Regions from separate parts of the Homo sapiens genome. Here region 1 is linked to region 2. Evidence: read pairs that join two places in POLR2A ChIA-PET (ENCODE). Cell type or tissue: B cell. All regions are shown on one strand.

Region 1 (4,000 bases), 120 kb after region 2:
GTTGAAAGCAATAAATGCTTACATTAAAAAAGCAGAAAAAAGAAAAAAAGTAGAAAGACTTCAAATAACCTAATAATGCACCTCAAGGAACTTGAAAAACAAGAACAAATCAAACCCAAATTTGTATGAAGAAAAAATAAAGATCAGAGCATAAATAAATGAAATAGAGACAAAAAAAAAGATCAATGAAATGAAACTTTTTAATGAAAAGTTACAATCAACAAAACTGTGGCTTGACTAAGCAAAAAAGAGAAGACCCAAGTAAGTAACAAATTAAATAGAAGACAAAACAACTAGATCAAAGAACTAAAAAGAATCCTTATGAACAACCATATACCAGCAAATTCAATAAAATCCAGAAGTGAGTGGATAAATTCCTGGACACATACAACCTACCAAGATTGAACCATAAGGAAATAGAAAACCTCACCAAATCAATAATGAGTAATGAGATGGAAGCCATAATAAAAAGTATCTTATCAAAGAAAAGCTCAGGACCTATGGCTTCACTGCTGAATTCTATCAAACATTTAAAGAACTAATACCAACTCTACTCAAACTCTTCAAAAAAAATTCAAAACCTCAACAAATCAATAATGAGTAATGAGATGGAAGCCATAATAAAAAGTATTTTATCAAAGAAAAGCTCAGGACCTGATGGTTTCACTGCTGAATTCTATCAAACATTTAAAGAAGAACTAACACCAATTCTACTCAAACTCTTCAAAAAAACTGAAGAGAAAGGAAGACTTCCAAACTCATCCTATGAGACCAGCATTATCCTGACACCAAAACCAGACAAAGCAACAACAACAACAAAAAACTACAAGCCCATATCACACATGAAGACAGATACAAAAATTCTCAATAAAATACCTGCAAACCAAATTGAACAACACATTAAAAGATCATTCACCATGATAAAGTGGCATTCATCCCAGGGACCCAAGGATGGTTCAACATATGTGATATGGTTTGGCTCTGTGTCCCCACCCAAATCTCATCTTGAATGGTACTCCCATAATTTCCATGTGTTGTGGAAGGGACCAGGTGGGAGATAATTGAATCATGGGGGCGGTTTACCCCATACTGTTTTCACGGTAGTGAATAAGTCTCACGAGATCTGATGGTTTCATAAGGGGAAACCCATTTTGCTTGGCTCTCATTCTCTCTCTTGCCATTGCCATGTGAGATGTGCCTTTCACCTTCAGCCATGATTGTGAGGCCTCCCCAGTCATATGGAACTCTAAGTCCAATAAACCTCTTTTGTAACTTGCTCAGTCTTGGGTATGTCTTTATCAGCAGCATGAAGAGACTAATACAATATGTAAATCAATAAACGTGATATATCACCTTAACAGAACCAAGAACAAAAACCATATGATAGTTTCAATAGATCCTGGAAAAGCATTTGATAAAATTCAACATCCCTTTATGATAAAAACCCTCAACAAACTGGGCATAGGAGGAACATTCCTCACAATAATAAAGATTATTTATGAAAAACCCATAGCTAACGTCATTCTAAATAGGGAAAAACTGAAGATTTTTCCTCTAAGATATGGAACAAGAATGCCGACTTTCACCACTTTTATTCAGTATAGTACTAGAAGTCCTGGCCAGAGCAGTTAAGCAAGAGAAAAAAATAAAGGGTAACCAAATTGGAAAGGAAGAAGTCAAATTAGCCTTGTTCACAAATGATATGATTGTATACTCAGAACAGCCTTAAGATTGCACCAAAAAAACCTGTTAGAACGGATGAACAAATTCAGTAAAATTCCAGGATGCAAAATCAACATACAAAAATCAGCAGCATTTCTATACATCAATGGTGTATAGAATAGCATACACCATTGTATGCTCACCAATGGCGAGCAATCTTACAAAGAAATCAGAAAGCAATCCCATTACAATAGCTACGAAGAACAGAAAAAATCCAGAATTAATTATTATTATTATATTTATTTATTTATTTATTTATTTATTTATTTTTGAGACAAAGTCTCACTCTGTTGCCCAGGCTGGAGTGCAGTGGCACCAATCTTGGTTCACTGCAGCCTCTGCCTCCCGGGTTCAAGCGATTCTCACGCCTCAGTCTCACGAGTAGCTAGGACTACAGGTGCACACCACCATGCCTGGCTAATTTTTTTGTATTTTTAATAGAGACGGGGTTTCACCATGCTGGCTAGGGTGATCTTGAACTCTTGGCCTCATGTGATCTGCCCTCCTCAGCCTCCCAAAGTGATGAGATTACAGGAGTGAGCCCCTGTGACCAGCTGGAATTAATTTAACCAAAGAAGTGAAAGATTTGTACAAGGAAAACTATAAAACTCTGATGAAAGAAATTGATGCAGACACACAAAAAATGGAAAGATATTCCATGCTCATGGATTGGAAGAATTAATATTGTTAAAATGACCACACAGAAGACAATTTTAGGATCTTTTTTTTTTTTTTTTTGAGACGGAGTTTCACTCTTGTTGCCCAGGGTGGAGTGCAATGGCGTGATCTTGGCTCACCACAACCTCCACCTCCCAGGTTCAAGCAATTCTCCTGCCTCGCCTCCCGAGTAGCCGGAATTACAGGCATGTGCCACCACGCCGGGCTAATTTTGTATTTTTAGTAGAGATGGGGTTTTTCCATGTTGGTCACATGCTGGTCTCGAACTCACAGCCTCAGATGATCCACCCGCCTCAGCCTCCCAAAGTGCTAGGATTACAAGCATGAGCCACAGCACCCAGCCAAGGATCGTTTTTTCCATTTCTGTGAAGAGTATTTTTGGTATTCTGATACAGATTACATTCTTCAAAGAAATAGAAAAAAATGACCCTAAAATTTAGGTGGAGCCACAAACACCCCAAATAGCCAAAACAATTTTAAGCAAAAAGAACGCTTTTGGGGAAAAGGTCAGGCACAGTGGCTCACGCCTGAAATCCCAACATTTTGGGAGGCTGAGGCAGGTGAATCACTTGAGGTCAGGAGTTCGAGACCAGCCTGGCCAAAATGGCAAAACCCCGTCTCTACTATAAATACAAAAATTAGCCGGGCATGATGGTGTGCACCTGTAATCCCAGCTACCTGGAGGTTGAGGCAGGAGAATTGCTTCAACCCAGGAGGCAGAGGTTGCAGGGAGCCAAGAATGAGCCACCACACTCCAGCCTGGGCAACAGCACAAGACTCCGTCTTAAAAAAAAAAGGGGTGAGGGGGGGAATACATGAACAGACATTTCTAAAAAGAAGACATACAAATGGCCAACAGGTATATGAAAAAATGTTCAACATCACAAATCATCAGGAAAATGCAAATAAAAACTATAAACATATATCATCTCACCCCAGTTAAAATGGCTTTTAACAAGAAGACTGGAAATAGCAGATGTTCTCAAAAATGCAGAGAAAGGAGAACCCTGGTACTGTGTTGGTGGGAATGTAAATTAGTAAAACCACTACAGATAACTGTATGCAGGTTCTCAAAAACCTAAAAACTGGTCAGGCACGGTGGCTCAGGGCTGTAATGCCAGCATTTTGGGAGGCCAAGGCAGGCGGATCACCTGAGGCCAGGAGTTTGAGACCAGCCTGTCTCACATAAAACCCCATCTCTACTAAAAACACAAAAATTAGCCAGGCGTGGTGGCACACACCTGTAATCCCAGCTACTCCGAGGCAGAGGCAGGAGAATCGCTTGAACCTAGGAAGCAGAGGTTGCAGTGAGCCAAGGTTGTGTCACTGCACTCCAGCCTGGGCAACAGAGCAAGACTCTATCTCAAAAAATCCAAAAACCTAATAACTGAACAACCGTATGATCCAGCAATTCCATTACTGGGTATATATGCAAAAGAATGAAATTCAGTACATCAAAAAGACATCTATGTGCCCATGTTTTTGCAGCACTATTCACAGTACCCAAGATAATAAAATCAACCTGAGTGCCCATCAGTGGATGAAAAAAATGTAGTATATGTACACAATGAAATATTATTCAGCCATTAAAAAGAATGAA
Region 2 (4,000 bases):
AACCTATCATACTAAAAAAGAAAAAAGGATGATCATTTCAATAGTAGGCAAAAAAAAAAAAAAAATCATTTGATAAAATCCAACATCCTTTCCTTATGAAAACTCTTAACAAAGTAGGAATGCAAAGAAACGTCCTCAAACTTATAAAGGGCATCTACAACAAACTTAAAGAAAACATTATACTTAATAATAAAAGACTGCTTTCCCCAAGATCAGAAACAAGATAATAATGTCTGCTGGTGATCACTTCTATTCAACATTGGACTGGAAGTTCTAAGTCAGAGTGATAAGGCAAAAAAAAAAAAAAAAAAACGAAAGAAAAAAGAAAAAAGAACTTAGAAGAATAATATATTTGAATGACTTACAATACATGACTTCATGATTTATTATAAGGTTATAGTGATAAAGACAGTGAGCTATTACCATAAAGATGGATCAATGGCCCAAAACAGACTCCAGAATTAGACCTACTCATCTGTGTCAACTGATTTTTGAAAAGGTGAAAGAGGTAGTTTAGTGAAAGAAAAGATAATCTTTTCAAGAAATAATGCTGTAACAATTGACATACAGATGCAAAAACAACAACAGTAACAAAGAACTGAGGTCTATACTTCACACCATGTAAACAAATTAACTTGAAATGGATTAGACCTAAATGTAATACTGAAACTCAAAAACACTTAGAACAGGAGAAAGTTTTTGTGATCTTAGGTTAGGCAAAGATTTCTTAAATACAACACCCAAAAGAAAATGAATAACCAGAACTAATACATTAGACATCATCAAAATTAAGAACTTCTGCACTTCAAAAGAACTTGTGGCCGGCTGCGGTGGTTCACGCTCCTAATCCCAGCACTTTAGGAGGCCGAGGTGGGCAGATCACTTGAGCCCAGGAGTTTGAGACCAGCCTGGGTAACATGGTGAAACCCAGTCTACTCATCTACTAAAAATATAAAAATTAGCCGGGTGTGTTAGTGCACACCTGAGGTATGAGAATCGCTTGTACCCAGGAGGTGGAGATTGCAGTGAGCCAAGATCATACCACTGCACTCCAGCATAGGCAACAGAGCAAGACTTTGCTTAAAAAATAAATAAATAAAATGAAAACACCTTGTAAACAGAATGAAAAGACAAGCCATAGAGTAAGAGAAAATATTTGCAAATCACATTTCTGATAAATTACTTTTATCCAGAACATACAAATAACTGTTAAAATTGAATCAAGAAAACAAGCAACCTAATACAAAATAAACATAAGATTTGAAGGCAATTCATGCAGAAAGATAGACAAATGGCAAATAAGCATGTGATAAGATGCTTGATGCAAATTAAAACCACAATGAACTACTACTACATACCTACTAGAATGGTTAAAATGAAAATATAGACTACACACCAACTGTTGGTAAGAATGTGATGCAAGGCTGGGCATGGTGGGTCACACCTGTAATCCGAACACTTCAGGAGGCTGAGGTGGGAAGACTGCTTGAGCCCAGAAGTTTGAGACCAGCCTGAGCAACATGGAGAAACCCCATCTCTACAAAAAATAAAATTGAGCTGGGCATGGTGATGCATGCCTGTAGTCCCAGCTGCTCAGAAGGCTGAGGCAAGAGAACTGCTTGAGCCCAGGAGGTCAAGGCTGCAGTGAGCCGCAATCACACCACTACACCCAGCCTGGGAGACACAGTGAGACCCTGCCTTTTAAAAAAAAAAAAAAAAAATAGAATGGGATTTCGTACACAATCCATTGAGAATATACATAAATGGTACAACCACCTTGGAAAATATTTGAATAGTTTCACAAAACGTTTAACATATACCTACACATGATCCAGTCTTTCTACTCCTAGGCATTTACACAAGAGAAATGAAAGCATTTTTCCATAAAATGTGACTTTTGCATGAATATTCAAAGCAGTCTTATTTGGAATAGGTCCAAAATAAAATCAGCTCAAGTGTTCATTAACAGGTAAATAAACTATGGTATATCCATATAATGTAATAAGCATCAAAATAACAAGAATGAACTACTAAAACACACAACATAGATGAATCTTGAAATAATTATGCTAAGTCAATGGACACAGACTATAAACCAAAAATGATGTATTATATGATTCTATTTACATAAAATTCCAGAAAACAACAAATGAATCTTTAACACCAGGAAAAAGTTTGGTAGCTGCCTGGGGAAGAGGGCACAGGTGGGAGAGAAAAAAAAATGGAGGGATTAAATTCTGGGGACTGATGGATATAATCATTATCCTGGTTGTGGTGATGGCTTCGCTAGTGTATATACATGCCAAAATTGAACAAGTTGTACACTTTAAATATATGTAGTTATTTTAGGTCAGGCATACCTTACAAAGATTTTTTTTTTAAACTATATAGCAGTGGGCTTGGAAAAATGCTGGCCAAAATGATGTTAACCCTCCCCTCAAAAAGACTGTATTTTGACGTAGCATGAAGCTGACTATAGAAATACAACATTATGATTATTAGCATTTTATAAACAGCATCAAAACAAAAATGTTTGTATAAGAATTCCTGATATGTGGCTGGGCACGGTGTCTCACACCTGTAATCCCAGCACTTTGGGAGGCCAAGGCAGGCAGATCACCTGACGTTGGGAGTTCAAGACCAGCCGGACCAACATGGAGAAACCCTGTCTCTATTAAAAATACAAAAATTGGCTGGATGTGGTGGCCCATGCGTGTAATCCCAGCTACTCGGGAGGCTGAGGCAGGAGAATCGCTTGAACCCGGGAGGCGGAGCTTGCAGTAAGCTGAGATCGCGCCACTGCACTCCAGTCTGGGAAACCTGAGTGAAACTCTGTTTCCAAAAAAAAAAAAAAAAAAATTCCTGATAATGTGTAGACAGTAATAAGTAATCATCAAAACCCAGGCAAGGAAAATTGTTAACTGATTAAAAGTTTGAATTATATTCCCTCAAAACCCCCAAAGGCCACTAGATAGTTTGAAAGTATGAATGACATACAGACTTATTTTGCAAAAGTTTTAGTTATAATATACACCTGATATCAAATCAGGCTTTTTAATTAATTGCACAGAATTATTTCTCCTATTTTACCAAAGGATTCCCATTGGAAAGAATAAGGGGTAGAAATTAGTAACCTTAAAAATTTTTTTGAGCAATTTTTCACTTAAAAATCACTGCTGAGATTGTTTTAAATATAGAATATGAAAAACATGAGTTAAATATTAACCTCATAAAGTCGTAGTTGAATTGGCCAGGCGCGGTGGCTCACGCCTGTAATCCTAGCACTTTGGGAGGCCAAGGCAGGTGGATCACCTGAGGTCAGGAGTTTGACATCAGCCTGGCCAACATGGCAAAACCTCATCTCTACTAAAAATACAAAAAGAATTAGCCAGGTGTGGTGGTGGGCGCCTATAATCCCAGCTACTAGGGAGGTTGAGGCAGGAGAATCGCTTGAACCTGGGGGGCAGAGGTTGCACTGAACCAAGACTGTGACACTTCACTCCAGCCTGGGCAAAAGAGCGAAACTCCGTCTCAAAAATAAAATAAAATATAGTCATAGTTGAATATGCAATCACAGGACGCCTAGGAGTTTTTTCATAATTATACAGATTCTCATCTTTTGTGCTTTGGTTCTCAAGTACCATGAGTACTTACTATGTATCCTCTTAAGGCACTTTGCTACATGCTATTGCTACCAGTAAAATAAATGCTATGTAACAGTATTTACTATATTTTTAGGAATTAATATTAATTCCTAATTTGAATTTTTTAATATCATTAATTTTAATATCATTAATTCCTAATTTTAGTATCATTAATTCCTAATTTGAATTTTAACTTCAGAAGTGATATTTGCAGAATTAAAACAATACTACTAGACAATTGCTATTGTAATCACATGTATTAAGAACTTTAGTTGTATTTACTCAGAAAAATTTGTAGCCAAAACAAGATACATTCAACTCCCTTTAAAATTGCATTCTCTTATCTAACAAAACAG

What was found. Peaks named below come from ENCODE experiments on the same cell type or tissue, not always from the same donor. Only the 100,000 strongest peaks of a DNase experiment are listed, where the experiment ranks them.
Region 1: POLR2A ChIA-PET joins it to region 2 with 6 read pairs; 2 of 35 experiments call an interaction of 5 or more read pairs at or near these places.

What each region holds. Positions count from the first base shown.
Region 1 is chr5:119,083,325-119,087,324 of GRCh38, reverse strand. The region is part of intron 1 of DMXL1 (Dmx like 1); the gene reads right to left. Among named protein-coding and RNA genes, the nearest start is that of DMXL1, 14 kb to the right of the region's middle. RefSeq lists a silencer at 3,415-3,494. In B cell, no CTCF peak of the experiment used is centred here; no DNase peak of the experiment used is centred here; H3K27ac peaks cover 3,208 bases.
Region 2 is chr5:119,207,070-119,211,069 of GRCh38, reverse strand. All of the region lies in intron 34 of DMXL1 (Dmx like 1), which reads right to left. Among named protein-coding and RNA genes, the nearest start is that of MIR5706, 54 kb to the right of the region's middle. In B cell, no CTCF peak of the experiment used is centred here; no DNase peak of the experiment used is centred here.